Regions from separate parts of the Homo sapiens genome. Here region 1 is linked to region 2. Evidence: read pairs that join two places in POLR2A ChIA-PET (ENCODE). Cell type or tissue: IMR-90. All regions are shown on one strand. Links, peaks and the distances in the headings refer to the core of each region. The heading gives the core; the rest is flanking DNA.

Region 1 (10,363 bases), core at 4,717-7,216, 360 kb after region 2:
GCACATTGGGTCTCTGGGGTAAAATTAAAGGGTTCAACCAGAAGACATCCTTCTTCCTCTTCAAGAACTCGGATCTAAGACCTCTGCAGAGCCATTTTTGGTCTTTTAAGAAAAGGCAAAAGTATTATAATATTTAGTTATTAGCATGTTCATTTGCCAAAGTTCTAAAAATTCCTTAGTACTATATATGTATATTTTATAGAATCTTGAGGTCTCTTGAATAAGTAACAGAATATATTTAAAGCCGTCTTGTGGTACTTGCAATCTACTTTTACTATTAAAGTTACTATAAAGATTTAGAGATATTATATCTTTGCCTGTGTGATCCATTGTTGCCATATCATGGAGCCAACTCCTTGGTCAGAAACATAACCTCCAATTATAACATTGCTCCTATGGGAAAATCTGATCCACTTTATGGTGTGGTTTCTAAGAACACATTGTGGTGAAAAGGAGAGGATGCCTGTATTTTTTTAAATTGAAGCTTTTCAACCCTTTATAACATCAGTTATGACTTGGCGAGATGTGAACAATGTGTCGTTTATGGATTGAATTTGAGTGTGGTCTCACGACCTTTTCCCTAATGCATACAAAATGGATAAAAAATGTATACCTCAAACTGAAGCTTTAATTGGAAAATTTGGAGCTGTACATATATACACTCATGTTTTTAGAATAAGGATTTTATTACAACTGTTGTAAAATAAAATTTAAAAAAAAACCTCTCTTCTCTGCAGTGCCAAACATCTTGATTTTCCAAACATCGACTAAAGCCACAGTTATTGATAACAAATCCTGACTTTTCTCTCAAAAATTCAAAAAGTTTACTGTCCTTTGGCTCCTTACTGTCATTAATCAGACTACGTTTCTTGGTGAAATCTTTAATTACATCTTTAACTTGATAATTACTTCTAAATCCTGCACAGAATCATAGTCCTAAATTATAAGGGCAAAAAAAAAAAAAATGAAGCTTACAAAGTTTTTGTTTGTTCGTTTGGAAAGTATTGGTGTATATTGAAGATGTCCAATCAGCTTTCTTTGAAAAATCTCTTTCACAATACTATTCACTGGGCCTTAGAAACTGCATTAACTAAATAGTTCATCTGCAAAGAAATCCTGAGGATATGGTGAACTTGGTCAAGAGAAGGATACAATTTCTTTCCCTCTTTTCATGAGAAATCTAGCCAGACTATAGAAGGGACAAAACATGTATGTGACAGCAGGTATTCATCTCACATTGAGGAAGTAGGAAGGTTAGTCTTAGAGATGGACTTGGAGAGGATAATTATGATAATACTTTAGAGCTGTCATATTTTATGAATTTAAACAAATTTTTAATTTACTTTAGAGTTTTTTGTAACTAGTGAAACCTTAGCACTCATAGAAGTAATTGGATTGGCAGCCCCTGAGAAGACTGTTCACCAGCAAAGCAGATTCACCTGCCATAGCCCAGGTATTCCCCAAGCCTGAGGCCCAGCTGGAGGGAGCAGCGAGATTCAGGTCTCCCACCTGCTCCCAGCAATGAATCTTTTGCGGCAGAGTCCGGCACGTCACCTCACATACTGCTCTCAAACCCAGCACATTGTAACATCCCACGAGATCCCGACTTCATGAGCAAGCCAGGCTTCTTTTTTGCTTCTCTCTTGCTGTGACTCAACTACAATGAAAAGTAAAAATCGTTATTTTCTAAGAATGTTGTTGGTTGGGTTTATCATATATCTCCAGCCCTCTTCTCCATATTCTATCACTGTGATTTCATCCACTTCCATGACTTACATTACACTTGTGTATATGTCGATGACTGCCAAAGCTATATCTTCAGTTTCACTTCTCTCCTGAGCTGCAGGCATGGGTTTCTAATGACCCACTCTATGTCTCTCCCTAGATGTCCTTATTCTTCATCGTATTGAGTGTTTATGAAGTGCCTCTTCTGTGGTCAGCACTGGATTAGATGTTTACTTGTATCTCATCTCATATTATTCACATATACTTGAAGCCAATATGATGATTTCTATAAGGGGTATCAGAAGAAATTATTCAAAATATGACAAGAAACTCTGTGCTTTATATTTCATACTTAACAAATTGGTCATTGTGACCCTCTATGAGTTAAGACCACCTTATTTCCAAAAAATTATTTGAAGCAGCTTCTTAAAATAGCTGTTCAAATGAAGTTTACAAGGACACAAAAATGATAGAAAGAACATTACAAAATTGATATGACTACCTAATTGGAATGACAGAGTAATTATAGTTGTACATCAGTTTAATCTCAGAGTTTCCTGGCAGCCAAGGCAAAAAGAACAACATCAAATCCTTAATCTACGATCAGAGGAAATATGTTAGTTCATGTGGAGAATACTTTCACTAGTGCTGAATTCTAGGAGTATTTTTAATATACATACTTGTAATAGATAAATTGTGAAACAGAATAAGCATTTTCAAACAAAGACTTGTTTGAGATTCATGAATTTTCTTATGCTCAATTCTTTGATAAACGTGAGATCATCTGTAGCAACACCTTCTCTGGCATTAAATTGTGCTGTATAATTTCACTGTGAAGTCTATATACATTATAGAAGAAAAATTATATAACAAATCAAATAACATTTTTTAATATAGCTTGCAAAGACACAGAAATATTCCCATTATGACCATTTGTCATATTGGCTTTTGGTCAAATCTGAAGATATATCATTACATTGTAAAGATATTTTCCTGGGATTTAAGTTAATAGAATTTAGAAGTATGCAGCTTTAGAGGTCAATATTCTTGGTCTTATTACAAATAGTAACATGTTCATAGAGAATTTTGTGAATACAAGAAGAAAGAGGAGACTACCAGGAAAGGGGGAAGTCTGTTTCAAACCTCTCTCAGGATAATCACTAGATGATTTCTACCTAAAACTGCAAAATCAGTTTAAGATTCATGTTTTTATCCTATTATTTATTTAAAAATACTCAAATGGTCATCAATTATTTTTATTGCTGTTTCTGGTAGTGCTAATTTTAATACATACCATCACCATTTTTAATCAATTATAAGATTCAGCTTTTCAGAATTTAAAATCCCTGATATCAAGATACTTATTATACAATGGCATTTTAATTGACAGCATTTTCTGTCTTCTTAGACATTTATAAAATGTGTCATGATCAACGGTTTCTTAAATTCAACAATTAAAAGGGTTATAGTTGTTTACTTCGTAAATACTTCCTACAGTTCTGCAACACAAAATTCAGACCATATTCATTAAAAACAAACAAAAAAAAACTTGATTCTGGCAATAGAGGGATAGAGGATTAATTCTTTGAAGTTTTTGACATATAAAAGGGATTGTGGGGTCTCCTTTTATTGGAAAGACAGAGAATTAACACCTTAACTGAATCCATATTGTAATAAACCCTAGGACTTGGAAACAATGTTGCAAATATTAAGTATCGTATAAATTTATCTCTATGGAAAACATCTTCAACTTCATTAAATGTTCTGTATGATGCCACTTATCTATTTCATGCACCCCCATACCTTCTCCAAAAGTTCTCTAGACAATGTTGCACTGAGACCACAGAGATGGCATTTTTAATGTCAAAACAAAATAACGTAGCAGAAACCTATAGAAACAATGTTGTGGTGACAAAATGAAATGTCAGTGGAGGTCTGTTGTAACATAATGTCAAAACAAAATGTCAGCCAAAATCCATGGAGACACTATTATGATATCAAAATGAAACAATGTCAGCGCCAGTCTGTAGAGACATTACAATATGAGAAAAGACAAAACAAAACGGTATCTGTGGAGGCCTGTGACTTCTGAGGCTTAATGTAGCTTCATGTCAGGTGGTTGGCTTGTGCAAACGTGGCTAATATTTCAGTATGTATTTTCTAAGGCTTTTCTTTTCCAGCTCAAGAAAAGGAATCCCAAAGCGGTTCTTTAGTATAAGTGGCTGGGTTAGGCAATTGCTGATATTTATATCTAAATCTATGCCTGTGTCCGTATGTATGTCAGTGTGTTTGTCAGTATCTCTCTCTATTCATTCTGGGCTTCTGATGCTTCCAAACACATCATTAGTCCCATTTGGTCTTGGCTTAGTTTCCCTACACACCAGTACTTGGACATCGGTTGGAAGTATAAAATACAGGCAAGGCAGTGTTCCAATCTGCTTGGGAAGGGTCATGCTGAGTTTTAGCAGATGTTTTGCTCCATTCTTTTCTCCTCTGTCCTCAGGTAGAAGCTGGCACTGCCCCCTTCCTTACTGAGCCTTGAGGCACCAGGTGGTTTTGAAATGTGCCCCTGAATTCCTGTGACCTTTGGCCCTAGAGCTCATGATCTGGCAGCACCTTGGCTGGGTAATACTAGTACTCTGTTTTCCCAGCCCTTTCATAGGAGCTGAAAGATTTTTTTAAAAAATTATATATATAAAGAGAAAAACAAATATTTTAAAAATCTATAATCATATTAAGTTGGGATTTTTTTCCAAAACAAAGTTAGTAAAGTATCAAATTAAAGTAGATATCATTGTGAGACAAATTTTATTATGTAGAGGCAAATTTAGACATTGTAAAGGGAAAATTTTACTATATATATAAACTTATAAAGATCAAAAGGTTTTTATCCACATATTAAGCAATTTGAGTCTGGAATTAAATATTGATTTGTTTTTGTTTTAGAAATTTGAAAATCCCTGAAATTGAGAGAAAAAAAGTCAAACTAGAGAAAAAAAGAAAAAACTCTGCCACAATAGTAAAGATATATTTTTCTCATTTTAATCAGCTGCAGTATAATTTTAAAATCATGTATTAAGCAACAATACAATAAAGTCTCAATTAGCTAGAAACCAAGCAAACCCACAGTTAGCCAATATGTTTCCAAATTACACTTTTAGAAACAAGAGGTAGATACCTATAAAAGTGCTGTTATCGGGGTGAGGTGGGGGGTCTGTCAGAAAAATAGTGAGAAACCAAAAGAACTCAATTTCGTCCTTTTTTTCTACAAAGTACTCAACAGTGAGTCATGAAAATCTCAAAAGTTTTTTTTTTTTAAGTTAAATATCCATTATTCCTTCTTTTCAAGATGGATGAGACCTTTATTACTTTCTAGAAGGATTTTCAAACACAAGGATTGAAACAAAAAAGGCTTTCAGTAAACCTTTGGCTAATCAGCTTACCACTCGGTTCTTCTAAGACTGTGATTTTCAGAAACTTTAATCAGGTTCAGTTTACTTGTATCGATTTGCACGCCTTAGCCACAAAACTACAATATCTACTGGTGGGGATGTGCTGGAGCCTGAAATTGTATTCTTGAGGCATGCGCTTCCATAGTGGTGATAGGAGCATGCAGTGGGAAAAGTGGGAAACGTTCTTTGTCACCAGCATCAGTGGGATACTCCTGAGAGATCAGAATAGGAGCTGGTCACTCTTTAGCAGGAGAACGAAGAGTGAAGACCAGCAAAGATTGAAACAGAGGATTAAAAATTGTATGTCACAGTCACCATATTGACCAGCAGAAGTAAATGTGGGCAAAAACTAAAGCCAAACTGTGATTTTCATCACATGTCAAAGAAAGGAAAACTAGTTTGAGTATAGCACCAGGTCATGTGCTTGGGAGAAAAAGTGTGGAGGACTCGGTTAAATCTTTAAAACAGTATTTGTATTTGGAGCTTTGTAGATTACAAACTCAATGTTTTAAAAATGTACTCCCTAAATTAACCATAAATATTGTAAAAAAGTAATACAGAAATTATTCCTAAAGTGTGTTAGGAAGTGGTGGACATAATTCTGTAATTATAACCAATAGCTGTTACCATTTTGGAACATTTACATCCATGTCTTTCGTCTACTTAAAAAAATATATAAGCATCCATATACCAGTTTTATTCTTGAAAAGACATTTAAGCTATTTGAAAATAATTGAGAATTAAGAATAACAGAAATTAGAAAGTCTAACATTAGAGAGTAAAGCTATTTCTTCCTCTTTTCCTTTTGGAAATCACTCCAAAACAAGAAACAGAATGAGATATAGAAATAGTAACTCTATTTTTGTGAAAATGGACATAGTTAATATAGAATGACAGAATCACACTGGAATGTCAAGAATCAAGCTTATGCACCCCGCACCAAAGATTGCTAGATTCTCTTCGGAAGACATGGAATTGCCCTGGAAAAGGAGTCCACATACACTGTCATGAGAATTCCCAACCAAAAAAGTGACACTCTGCCCAGCCTTCCTGTCCACCATTTCATAAACCCCCCTGAAGCACACAGTGACTAATCTGCTTTTTAGTGCTTCACTCTTAAATATAAAAGGGCAGAAAAACATGTGAAACATTTCAGAAAAGCCATAATTGTGGAAGACAGAGTCCAAAACAAACAACGTTTGTTTGTTTTCTTTAAGAACTTGGAGGAAACATAAAATTAAGAGAAGAGAAAAATATTAAGGAATTATAAACAGTAATTCTGTGAAATAGAAATGATGTTAAAACCATCAAAGATGAACAGGAGGCTATTGAAAGGATTATTGAGTAAATGGGAAAGAACTCTTAGAAAATAATAAATACAATATCAGTATTAAGAAACACAATAGAAGGCTTGATAGATGAGGTTGAGAAGTTTCCCATAAAGGAAAACATGAGCTATAGGACAAAGAGCAGTATAGTGAGAAAGAAAGGAAGTGAAAAGTTCATTCTGGGAGGTCCAATATTTAAAGAAAACAATTTCTAGAAAGAGAGAACAGAGATAATAAAGGATAGATTATTAGAGAAATAACACAAGAATCTTTTCCAGAACTGGAGAACTTAAGATTCCAGATTAAAGAATCACCTAGTGCTGAGCAAAATCAATTTTTCAAAAAGGACAGCATTGTGAAGTTTTGGAATACCAGAAAGAGAAGATCCTGTAAAAAAAAAAAAAAAAAAAATATATATATATATATATATATATATATATATACACACACACACACAATGAAGAGTTGAGAATCAGAATATAATCAGATTTCTTCACATCAGTCTTGTAAGCTAGAAGATAATAGAGCAACACATTCAAATATTGAAGGGTAATGTTTTGTTACCTGAAATTCCATACCTAGCCAAACTGTCAGTGAGTGGTAATGATAGAATACATACATTTAAAGCATGCAAACGCAAAATATTTTAGTTCTAATACCCTTTTAGGCAGCCACCGAATGTGTGCTTTAACAAGTCCCAGGACTTCTGCTGTGCAGAAAACCAGGAAGCAGGCAGCCTAGATTGGCGTATGTGGTGGGAGCTTTTGAGGTTAGAGGGCTCCAGGAAAAAAATTGGGCTTAATAAGCCATGATAGACTTGTTCTCCTGGAAATCTGAAAAATCAGATTGTAAAATCATTTTCATATAAATTTTGCTATAATTATATTGGGAAGATGTGGAAGATGGGAATTTGGAGTCAGAATTTGGATTTGAGTGTAAGAGAGCTAATGCTTCATCTACCTTTGTAGGAAGTCAACAGGTGTGTTTAACAGTAATAAATCAGGAGATAGTGATATAAATATATTACCCAGAAATGTCTAAATACCAGAGGAATTTGGTTAGACATGGCTTATTATTAAATTCCTAGCTTTTGCTTTGTGTAATAGATTCATACTGGCAACTTACATTTAATAATATTGAGCATGGCACTTTCATCATAACTAAATGAAAGTAAGCAATGAAACCATCACTAGCAAGAGTGTATCACAAACCAGGAATTACAATGGATTCATTCTGAGTATCTCAGGTTGAGTTAAAAAGAAATGTCATAGAAAACGACTGAAAGCTTTAAAAGTCTTGGGGTTGGGTGGTCAGAGAGACAAGATGTGATGAAGCAGAAGTTTCATTTAAGAAGTTTCTTTTAATGATTCTTTTAAGGCTTTTAGCATTTTAAAATATAAACTATGCACATGTAGTATTACTTTGAAAAAAAAATGTAATTGACAAAAGAATGTTGCAAGCCCTTTCACAATCTATCAGTAACTCCAAAATCTGTCAATAACTCCAGTTTTCAAAATCTATCAATAACTCCAAACCAATATGGTCACACTGTTTTTGTTTTCCTAATATAATAATTTAACTAAATCTGAAATGAGAAGTTAAATTAATTAACATTTCTATGTCATTTATTCCCTCTCTCCAGATAAATAATGGCCAAGTTGTAAATAGAAAAAAAAGCTCAGAAAATTATTAATGAATAATTATGAAGTTCATCAAGAGCATAAATAGAAGTAAAAAAATCAATCAGGAAGAATATTTTAATGATCTTTAAAATGTTTTAAAAACAGTAATACAAACTCTTCATTAATGGTTTCTTTTTAGAAAACTGGTTATTAGATGTATGTTTCACTACTTTTATTCTAATTCTCAAAGAAGTTTCAGAGTTAGCCTCTTATGAAACTTACAGGTGATATATCTCTTGTTACATTATTTAATATTCTGAGTCATTTCAAGAAAGTCTGTAGAATTTAGCCATGATTTAGAATTATGACATGATTTGGAATTAAGTACTGCATTGCACTGGAATTTTTTCTTTTAAAAAAACATAGCTTAGTTTCGTATAGTGTTTTGCAATTATGCTGTCATTAAAGACAGAAAGCAAAAACAAAGAAAATGTTCGCCTTGAATTCTTTGTAATCATTTCATGATTAAAGAATTAAAATAATGGTTCTATAATTAGTTTCTATGCCTGAATGATAAAACCTTTCTAATATGAAGAAGAACATGATAATCATTTTATTGTGTCATCAAAACCCATCAGGTTTTGTAATTTAATTTCCATTGCCTTTTTATTTCAGTTTTTTGTTGTTGTTGTTGTTGTTTTGAGACAGAGTCTTGCTCTGTTGCCAGGCTGGGGTGCGGTGGCACGATCTCAGGTCACTGCAACCTCCACCTCCTGGGTTCAAGCGATTCAGCTTCCCAAGTAGCTGGAACTACAGGCATGCACCACCACACCCAGCTAATTTGTATATTTTTAGTAGAGACAGGGTTTCACCATGTTGGCCAGGATGGTCTTGATCTCTTGACCTCGTGATCCACCTGCCTTGACCTCCCAAAGTGCTGGGATTACAGGCATAAGCCACCGCCCCCAGCCTTTATTTCAAATTTTTATAATGTATTCCTGTTTTTCACTCTTTTTAGTTTGTCAAGATTTTTCACCTGTAACATTGAATTTCATTTGCTCTTTAATCAGACACCTAAATGTATATTTTAGTTTGAGGCACAGACTTCAACTGTGGGTCACAACTGGCTGAACTTTGTATCCCCAGTGGTTTTATTGAATGAATAATATAATCCACAAACTTTCTTCAGTTCTCTAACCTATTAGAATCCCTTACACGTCCTTGCCATTTGTTAGAGAATTCAAGAAAATCACACTATGAAAAGTAAGTGCACTTTGGGCATTAACCATTATAACTGCTTTCTTGCATTGTGCCAAGAAAAATGATGCCTGCCTGCCTTCCTGCCTTCCTGCCTTCCTTCCTTCCTTCCTTCGTCCTTTCTTCCTTCCATCCGTCTTTCCTTCTTTCCTCCCTCCCTCCCTGCCCCCCGCTTCCTTTCCTTTCCCTTGTTTCTTTTCTTTGTTTCTTTCTTTTTCTTTGACAGAGTCTCGGTCTTTCACCCAGGCTAGAGTGCAGTGGTGCAATCATGGTTCACTGCAGCCTCAAACTCCTGGGCTCAAGCAATTCTCCTGCTTCAGCCTTCCAAGTAGCTGGGCCTACACGCACCACCACACCCAGCTAATTTTTTTTTTTTTAGAGATGGGGTCTTGCGATGTTGCCCAGGCTTGTCTCAAACTACTAGCTAAAGCGATGCTCCCATCTTGGCCACCCAAAGTGTTGGGATTACAGGGATAAGCCCCGGCACCCAGCCAACATTTTATTTTCTAAAGTGCATTTAAATTCATAGGTATACCCCGAAAACATTTTCTCTCATCTTTTACTTGCTTAAATCTATGTTAAGATTGCCTGCTAGGGAGTCAAGAGACTTGGGAGGCCCAGACCTCAGCCCCTGCCCTTTGTCCACGTACCTCACAGGGTCTTGAGGAAGTCCACCATCTTTGAGGTTTAAAGCTCTTAACACACATTCTCACAATAGTCACTCTTATTCGAATATGGTTTCTTAAACCAAAACCTTGATAATTAGTTTGACAATGATAATTTTTAAAAACTTGCTAAGCAGTGTTACTTTAGTGCTGAGTTTTCAGTAGATGCCCCATTGGAGGTATGGCTGTGATAGATTCAGCTGTCCTTTTGAGTAGAGACCAGCTTGGATCATTTTTGTGACACTAGGTAAGATCAGCTACCTAGGGCTTTCTTGTGTGTATTTATTGCTGGGTCCTGAAATTATGTATGTCTT
Region 2 (10,363 bases), core at 4,689-7,188:
CTGATATGTTTTAGTTTTTAAAAAAGGAACGTGGAGGGAAGAAAAACTCCTGTGTATATTCACAGAAAAGGTCTAGAATCAATGACCAACCCAGTAACTCAGCATTTCTCAATCCAGACTATGCTCTGGAAATAGCATTTTTCATTTGAGGGGATCAGAGCTTCTTAGAGAAATGCCTGAATGCAAGCCTGTACAGGAAATGTATGGGATCATCCTGGATCATCCTGTCATATCAGAAAATAGGGCAGTTATGAAAGATTACTAGGGTGGGCCAGAGGGCCTAGGAGACAACACGATGCTCCTGCTGGCCAAAGACGGGACAGTGGGAGCATCAATACAGATAGCAACAGCAATACATGCATGAGTGTATAATGATAATAAAGAAGCCAGCAAGCAAGGAGAAGGCTACCAGTGAGCCATCTTATTATTTGGAAACCTTATAAAGGAAAGCAGGAATAAGTCATCTATTCTGCGTTTCCTTGTAGTGTGGTTTCACGGGATATCCAAATACTTGCTTTTTATGTAAGTATTTCAGCTAATAAATGAAGACATAATGGTAGCATTGGAATATTACTATTCTGCAACTTCTGATGACATAATGGATCTAGGTACTGATCATTGCTAGGCTCTTAATGTGTCCCCCCAAATTTACATGTTGGAAATGTAATCCCTAGTACAACAGTGTTGGGAGGTGTGGCCTAATGGGAGGTGTTCAGGTCATAAAGTTGCTTATTATTTGGAAAACTGTTCAAAGAAAGATAAAATTAACAGCCCGGGCTGGTAATTTATAAAGGACCTTGTCTCTATTAAAAATCAAAATATTAGGTGGGCATGGTGGTGTGTGACTGCACTCGCTGTGGCTCGGGAGGCTGAGGCAGGAGGATTTCTTGAGCCTGGGAGATCAAGGTTACAGTGAACTGTGATTGTCCACTGCACACCAGACTGAGTGACAGAGGGAGAGTCTGTCACAAAGAAAAAAAGAAATCTATTCTGTGTATCCTTTGTATGAGTGGTATCACTGTATAACCAAATAGTAGATGAAGAGGAAATCACTTTGTATATATGTATTAAAAATTACTTCTTAGTATAAAAAGAAGAGTTTAGCATAAAAATAGCTTAGTATAAAAAGAGCTTGAAGTACTGGGGTTACTCTGTCGCTTTGTCATGTGAGGATGCTGCATTCATTCTCTTTCCCTTCCACCTTCCTACATGTGAGGATGCAGTAAGAAGGTCCTCTCCAGATGCCAGCCCCTTGATCTTGGACCTCTTGGGCTCCGGGACTGTGAGAGAGTACATTTCTGTTCTTTATAAATTACCAGTGTCAGGTACTCTGTTAGAGCAGGACAAAATGAACTAAGACAGTCACCATTAAAAAATAATAATCAAGGAGAGACAACCAAACATTGTATGCCTCCTGATGAAAAAAACACAACATCTCCTATAAGGTAGTCTTGACAAAAGAAATTAATCATGAATCTGATCAGACTTCTAAATCCAAGTGCCTATTTACAGGAAATACAGAACCCTGAGAAGCATGTGAACACGATAGGGGTGCAATCAGCCTAGTCAAGATGGTGGGAAACTGTGTAAGACAAATGGCCCACGTTCTTCAATAAAATCAACTGCAGGGGCAGAAAGAGATGGAGAGGGAATTTATAAGTTATTAGAAACTTTTAAGAGATGTAACATCCAATCATAATGTCTGGATCTTATTTAAATCCTGATTTAAATGAGGCTTAATACAAAGAATGACATTTGTATGCTGATGAATAAAACACAAATTGGGCATTTAATAGTAAGGAATTATTTAGATGCAATAAGGTTATTGAAATTATTTTTAAAAGAACCTTTACCTTTTAGTAGTATGTAATGAGTTATTTATGATTAATACAATATCTCTAGAATTTTCTTCAGAATAGTACAGGCTAGGGGATGGGTTACCTAAAGATTCAGTATACTATTCTGTCTACTTCTATATGTTGGTTCAAAATTATCCTTAATAAAGGTACTTTAAAAAAAAATAAAGGAAACACACACTCAAGGCACTTCTTAGTAGTTTGAAGGTTTATTTAATTACTTTTCTCTTTGAACTTTTTTCCCCCACTCCATATAGCACCGAATTTTAACCTAATCTTTTTTAGGCTTGAATATTTTTATTGGTCATCTTATTTCTTTGCAACAAACAAAGTACATTAAAATTTTAAATATAGTACTGTGTGATTATTAATATATAATAGATCAAAATAGCACAAATATACAAATATGTAACGTTTTGCTTTTTAATGTGGAAATAAGTGAAGACCATCCAAATGAGAACAGGTGAAGGCTATTTATTCAGAGCTTGCTGTAGTTAGGGGGCAGCTATCATGGCTTGCCTTTGACGGAGGCTCCCAGGCAGGCTGAGGAGTGGGAATGCTTTTGCATGGAGAAATGGGAAGGCTTGAGTGTGCTCTGATTGGAAACTGCTGGCATGAGGTAGCTGCAGGTGGGCTACCTAGAAGAGGGGCATATATGGTGTGATTGCTTAGAATTTCATATTTGGCTTTCTCTGGTTGTTCCTACGTTGGAAGGAGAGTCAGAACTTAGGGAGTAAATGGAGTTTTGTTACATCAGTATTACTCAATTCTTCTAATTCCCTCCAAGTTAAATGCTAAACACCAATTAGTGATCCTTTGTCAGAAATTATTTTTATAGATATATCAATGAGCTGAAAACTGGCTTATGATATCCTTCTTTTTTGTTGAAAGGAGGGATCTAGAAACTAGTTGAGTGGCAAAAGTGTTTGTTATCCAGAGGGATTTATGTTCTCAGCCTTGTGGCTGCTGTATTAAACTGTGCTTTGTCATCCTGGAAGTTTTTATGCACAGTTGTACATCAATTGTAAGATTCAGGACAGGTGATGCTTTTTTTTTGTTGTTTTGTCATTTTTTCGATGCGTGTGTTTGTTGTTTGTTTTTTAATTTTGCAAAGCAGAAGAGCTATTCAGGACACTATCATGACTTTCCTGGACTCTGGGCGCTTTGGCCATCATGGGCCGCCCTCACCATAGTAATATCAGTCATAAAATTATATTTTATTTAACTTTAAATATTTCAGTATTGTACTTTTTCCATTTTATGCATCATTGAATTGATTTTCATGGTTCCTAAGAGTATCATTTTCTTCTGATATGAGAAAAAAGTGAAAACATTTTCTTTGACTCTAAAAATTTGTTTTTCTGTTTTGATTTTAAAGGAAAATAAAACACTATCCTGGGCTTCTAAACTTATTGTGGCCCTGGACACTGCCTCATGGACATACTGGCTTTGGGGCTGTTGACCATGGAGAATTGGATGGGAAGAAACCACATTACACCTTGACCCCCTTGTTTTCAGGCTCGTAGAACCTTTTTAGGGAATGATGCATATTGAACACGAAGAGCTTGACATGGGATACCTTAAAATGTATCTCTCGGAAGGTCTTTGCATGCTCCCAGGTAGATGCATGTTCTGCTCTGAAGGAAACTGGTTACTAGATATTCTACATAACTGTTGGGGTTTTTTTCCCCACCCAGATTTTGATAAGTTTGAGTGTATATTATACTTTATGGGAGTATATTCTACTTATGCTTTCAACATGAGCTTGTTATGCAGATACTCCTTTGTAATATAGAGTGTTTACATTTCAGAAAGAGTACAGGAAAGAGAGTCACACCATCTTGGACACTGGGCAAGGTTAGTAGGTAATTACACTGGTCGCCTCTTTGAGTACCTGCCTCAGGATGGTTTTGTATAGTAATGAGATAATGTTCACAGTTCTAATGCAGCCTGTGACACAGGAGAAGCACTAGACTAACAGATAGTTGTGGAATGGTGTGCGCGATCATGTCTCCTGAGTGCAGATCCACTTCCTGGGGATGTGTAAAGAGGTTGAGACGTTACTCAGCCCAAGTAACTAGGACATGTATTCTGGAATGGGACACTACTGGCCCCTTAGGTAGATGGAGTGGAACTTTTACAGAGTCAAATTGGAACCATGTCTGTGATATACATTTAACTGTCTTTATTTTCAATATTAACAAATCAGGCTTAGATCTGAAGCTTTCAGGGTCACACAGTTCAGGTGCAAATCATTGAGTCCAAGGCTGGTGATATTTTGTGTATGACTTTTTCACTCTATGATTTTTTTTTTCCTTCAGTTCCCAAGGACTTTTTGTAGAAGTCAGATATTTGAGGGTAGCCCAGGTTTAGGTCATGGCTAGATTCCTTTTACCTCACAATTCAAATTTTTAAATATCTCCTCTGGAAGATCTAGACTGAAGAATGAAGTTTCCTTTGAAAATGATGTAAGCCCGAGGAATGGTGAAATTTCTGGAAATGGTGTTGCTATAAAAATTTGGGGAAACAAAGTATCTGATTTATTTCATTTCTTTTTTTGCTGCCTTTTAAATCTTTTGTTATTTTTAACTTTTTATTAGCTATGTTAATTTTAGTTAATTTTTATCCATTACTTGGGAAATTTGTCTGAAATGATGGTATTTAATTAACTGATAAGATTTTACTATCTTCCTAACATTTAGACCTTAAAGAAATATCAATAATTGTTATAGAAAGCTTGTACCTAAGTTAGTGCCCCCTCCCACTTCTTGATTTCTTAATTTTTTTTCTTAGCAAGCATATACAGATTGATTTTGTCTTTCTAGAATATCCAACACCTTTGGTATAGAGATCTGTCCTTCTAACATTTGCTGGTATCAGAGTACTATTTTCTGGATCTGATGTAAGTACATATTGCAAATAGAAATAATATTCCTATTGTATTTCCTTTTAACTTGTGAAGTGGAGCATGGCATACAAATGGTATTCTCAGTATTTCAAATAATTACCTTCTTACTGTGCAAGTTCTATTCAGCATATAAAACCCATCCAGTTTTGTTGTAGATGCAATCTGATTATTACATGTTGACAAGGTCATATATCTATTAATTGGATTGGAGATGGGATACAAAATTGCTGTAATTATTGTAATTTTCTAGCTAATTGCAGGGTTGGTGGTGAATATTTTACTTCTGCAAAATGAAAAACAGTATTCCATCAGAAGTTGTTTTATGGGGTTTCAGACATTTTGTTTTATATCTTTGGTGCTTTTTGCCCACAAAGTATCTCCTTTTTTGTTTTTTTTTTTTTGTTTTTTTAATTGATCTGAATGTCACAGTGCTCATTGGCAGGGATCGGCAAAATCAGGCACAGGCAGAGAGCTGAGTAGTACTCTCAGCTACCTCTTTGTTCCCGTTGCCACGTTACCTCTATTGTTTATTTATAAATTGGAGTACTCTTTTTTCTGACCTGTAACAAAGGTTGGAGGGGTCAGAGCCAATTGGAAGAGGATCCTCTGCCCTCTTGTCCCCTGCACCCCACTCAGAAATACTCTCTTAAGATGAGCATTTAAGAAATTAAGTTTATATGGTTTATGTGTTCTTTTTTGCATTAAAAAATTAAGTAAATTATTGGTCATCTTAGTATTTGTAATACAGGGCTTACTTTGCATATTCTCCCGTAGTTTTGGTTAGAAAACTGGGAGCTGTATTGGCATTTAAAAATAATGGTGTATATGCAAGATGTGTTTGGAGGGTTGCAGATCAGGGACACTGTGCTACTGTGGGGTGTTGGAAGCTCACTGCAGAAGATGGTAAAAGCAGACTGATGTGTATTCCCTGCTGAAAGATAAACTGGAGGCGCAGGTGAAAATTGCCAAACCTAATGAGCAATTTGGCGGATAAGACAGGCTGTCAGGCGGCGGCAGTGCAGCAGCAGGAGCACTGTGAATCAACTTGTGTGTTCCAGAGAACTATATTTAAATAACACCAATAAAATCTTCTTTTTCACTGATATTTGCAATCACAATGAAATTTACTTTATCCTTCAGATTTCCAATTAAATGGCCATTAACATGGTGATTTTTGTTGTAAAATTATTTTTTAATTTGCCTGTTGACATTTTTCATCCATAAAACACGAACAAGATATATTTTCCATACCTAGAGACATAAGTAATATTAGGTTTTCTAACACATTAATAACATGTAAGTGATCACCTCGGTGGACTGAAACATTTCATCTGTGGACTTGACAGTGGAGCAGACTTAGATAACATTATACTCTCTTCAGTGTATCATGTCATTTATATCTGCTTGCGTTGCCCGGGAATTCTTTGCTCCCATTGGGCTCATGAAAATTGAGACATGTGCATGACTTCTCCCCATTGAGGCCATCAATATATTGTATAGGAGAGACTTAGAAAAGATTTTCATAAATGTGTTGGGTGCAACAGCTCCTTAGGAAACTTCCCAGTTCACCTTCCTGATGTTTACCATTTGGAAATTGAGGCTTGATGTAAAATAATAACATATTCTGTACTCATGGCATAACTGAAGCCCAGGTCTCCAAATTCAGGACAAGCAGAGGTATTGCTGAAAATGTATGAGTACTTATTACCCCTCAAGATCTGTGGCATTTCCAAACTCCTGACTTTGGTGGGGCCCAAGCATCTTTGCAGTTCCTATCTGTTATGTCATCAGTATTTCTTTTTTCTTTTCTCTTTTTTTTCCTTTTTGATGGAGTCTCCCTCTGTTGCCCAGGCTGGAGTGCAGTGGTGCCATCTCGGCTCACCGCGACTTCCACCTCCTGGGTTCAAGTGATTCTCCTGCCTCAGCCTCTCCAGTAGCTGGGATTACAGGCACCTGCCACAATTCCCGGCTGATTTTTGTATTTTTAGTAGCAATGGGCTTTCATGATGTTGGCTAGGCTGGCCTCGAACTCCTGACCTCAAGCCTGCCTCAGCTTCCCAAAGTGCTGGGATTATAAGCGTGAGCTACCACATGCAGCCTGGCATCAGTATTTCTAAGTTGTCTTTAAGCAGAATAAACATTTGGCCCATATATTTAATTGCATCTCTGTGATGCCTGAAATTAAAAATCATTACACATATGTAATATAATATTTTACACTTTATAATAGTAACTGGTGCAGTCCATTGGCCAGGGAAGTATTATTTTTTAGAGATATCCTGCCCCATGTCATCAGATGTAGACATTGGCCTGGCATTCATCTGGAAAGGCTTGCCTGTTGGGGGTCCACAGGGCTGCCTGTAGGGTGTCCACAGAGCCTTGACATGTGGCCCGTTAGGATGGCGTGAGTCACAGATTTCACCAGAATTTGCCTTTGAAATTAGACCCAAACCATGTGCTACTGGACCCCCTGTGCACAAAGCTCTCTGTATCATTCAAAACCTGATGAAATCTTAGGGAAGAACAGGTTTACACATTCATTTTTTCCCACACAAAAGATTTCCCCACTGCCCAATTCTTCCCTCTTCACTTCCTTTTACCCTTGACTATTATATTTGACTTGACTCTGAGGTCTTGCCTGGTACTGTTACCTTTGCATGAGAATAAGCCTTATTTGCCTAATTATGTTACCTGTTTATCGGAAGCAGAAATAGTTACTTACACTTGAAAATTTGTAATGGGAATGTAGCTGTGAATATGTTAAGAAAGCCTGTTTAAATCAAAGCAAGAAATCCCATTTCCAAATGGTAGTAAGACGTGTGTTACATGGAGAAAATAATTGCCTGAAAGTGTTTGTTGTATTTGCCAAGATTAGATTGTACACTGGTCAATAAACAAGAGTTCTTTTTTTTTGTTTTTATCTTTCAATCCAACCAGGTACTTGGGTTCGTTTTTCTGTTGGTGCATGTCACACAGAGACCCATATTGTGGATTATTTTGTCAGCATGAAAGCCTGGCAGATACAATTCTTTCCCCTCTTCTCGCTGCACTTGATATAGATCTCTCCTTTACTTCTTGATAATACGTTTGCTTATTTATTTGTTCGTTGCTTTTAGTGTCAGCAGTGGCTTTGTGTCCTCAGTTCTGTTTGCTCCTGCCTGGCTCCTCTACCCAGCTGGAGAGGTGCCTCATATCTCAGAATTTCTGAGTCACTCCCAATCAGTGACTCCTTTCTTTTTCAGTGACTAAGAGAAAGCTGCCCACAAGCCAGCAAGGTGCTGATAAGTGTGCCTCTGAGATTCTCACCTCTAACTTTTCCATGGAATGGACAGCTGGTAGTCTCTCTCTGGGCTACATTTTAAAGGAAAAAAAGAAGTCTAAATCAGTTTATTAATTCATGGTGTTATTTTGTGTTTACTCAATTTATTTATATTGATTGGTAAATTAGTAATTTACAAACTATTATTTGTCAATTTATTGCCTACATATCAACAAATACTTTTCTTTTTTTTTTTTTTTTAATCTTGGGGACAAGCACATTGGCTCAGCCTGTAATCTCAGCACTGTGGGAGGCAGACGTGGGAGGACCACTTGAGGCCAGGAGTTCAAGACCAGCATGGGCACCATAGTAAGATCCAGTCTCTACAAAAAGAGTAAAAAATACAAATAGCTGTACCTGGTGGCTCACAGCTACTCAGGAGGCCAAGGCAAGTGGCTCGTTTGAACCAAGGAGTTCGGGCTGCAGTGAGCTGTGATCATACCACTGCATTGTAGCCTAGGTGGCAGAGTGAGACCCCATCTCTTAAAAAAAAAAATCTGGGGGCTCCAGTGTGTATACTGCATGGCTTGTGAATGTGGAAGTGCAGTGAGCATGGTTTTGCTCAAGAATGGGTTGATGATAGCACTTTCCCAGAGTAAAGCTCGTTTTTATAAAATCTTCATGTCTCAGAACTGATCCCTGCTTTAACTACTTTTCTCACTGGCATTTGAAAGCAGTTAACCAGATATGAAATGAATGATTTTCATAACTCTATAAAAGGAGCATTATGACATCATCTACTATTTCTCCTTTCTTGTTCTCATAAATCCAAACCATCAACCTGTTTATTCTTGTGTACTGGCACACTGTGTATTCCCAGCATAGAATGCCTTTCTACCTATGTTCTCTCTAAAACTTGTGGAAAGTTTTCTGCACCTTAAATTTTCTACCCTAGGGATTAAACAGCCGCTATAAGTCACTTTCCCACTCCTCCTCACAGAGGAAAGGATGAATATGTAATAGCCATCACAGCAGCCTGTTGTCTATCCTGCGGTGTGTTTCTACCATATCACACAAAGCCTCTTTTTCTTGTCTTTTTAGTAGTACTTTGGTAGTAATTTTTTTAAAAAGTATGTAATGTCTGTATATACAAATACATATATACGTAGGCACACACAGAGCTGATATTTAGTGAGGTTATATATGGAAGGATTATAGGAATAGCATGTAATTTAAGAATAAATTATCTTTTAAAGATAGATCCCATGTTTAAGATGAGAAAATACAGTTAGATCAGTTAGGGATGCCTCTGCCCAACCATAATATGGAAAAAGTGTAAGCAAAGGGCATTTTAGTGAACTGCTAGGGTACTCAACCTATCATCACATTTAATTAAAATGTCATTTTGAGCCATGGCCGACTCATTCGTTAATTTGTTATTTAAAACAGCTTGAGAAGTATTTATTTTAAATACAGAATTTGTGTTAATGAATTGGAAAAGAATATTGTATTGCTTGGCAGAGATGTTATAGCCTAATGATTTGTGGCTTAGAACAAGGAAAACCAGCTGGTGATCAGTTTGTCTAAGTAGTACATGAGTATCTACTAATATTTGATAATAGCCAATTTTTTTTAATAACCAGAATAAGGGAGTTGGGAATGGGAGGCAGAAACAAGGACACTGAGGCATAAAACTGCATTTAATTCTGAGTATGGGTCTGTGATCCATGGTTCAGTTGGATCCCTTATGAGGAGAGGGAGGAAAGCCAGCTGGGCAGAGATATGCATGGGCCTGTGTCTGTGCTTCTGCCAGAAAAGAAGTCACCAGCTCTGCCTTCCTCACTTCTCCCCCTTGTCTAAGATCTGTCCTTCTCTTTTCTTCAAAAGTGGGAAATTAGTTTAATCAAAGTTGTTGTTTTTTGTTTTTGTTTTTTTTGAGATGGGATCCTGCTATGTTGCCCATACTCAAGTAATCCTCTCTCTGAGCCTCCCCAGTAGCTGGGACTATAGGTAGTCACCACCACACCTAGCCAAGTCTAATGTATAGTTTATTTTTTCCAATTTTGGAAAGCAGGGTATATGTAGTTCTGAGTGTCTGTGTGTGTGTGTCTATATATCGCTACACACACAATTAGTACTAGTCTATTCTTGCTATAACAAATCATCATCATGTTAGGGCTTAAGAGTTTATTACAGTCCTGCATGTCAGAGTCTGGTGTGGATCTCACTGGGCTGAAATCCAGGGTTGGCAGTGCTGCCTTCCTGCGGGAGGCTCTAGGTGAGAATCTGTTTTCTTGCCTTCTCCAGATTCTGGAGTCCACTTGCCTTCCTTCGTGTATG

What was found. Peaks named below come from ENCODE experiments on the same cell type or tissue, not always from the same donor. Only the 100,000 strongest peaks of a DNase experiment are listed, where the experiment ranks them.
Region 1: POLR2A ChIA-PET joins it to region 2 with 6 read pairs; 1 of 35 experiments calls an interaction of 5 or more read pairs at or near these places.

The regions. Positions count from the first base shown.
Region 1 is chr10:34,141,775-34,152,137 of GRCh38, reverse strand. All of the region lies in intron 22 of PARD3 (par-3 family cell polarity regulator), which reads left to right. Among named protein-coding and RNA genes, the nearest start is that of LINC02629, 240 kb to the right of the region's middle. In IMR-90, for the core only: no CTCF peak of the experiment used is centred there; a DNase peak (open chromatin) is centred at 6,127.
Region 2 is chr10:34,502,351-34,512,713 of GRCh38, reverse strand. The region is part of intron 3 of PARD3 (par-3 family cell polarity regulator); the gene reads left to right. Among named protein-coding and RNA genes, the nearest start is that of PARD3, 310 kb to the left of the region's middle. In IMR-90, for the core only: no CTCF peak of the experiment used is centred there; no DNase peak of the experiment used is centred there.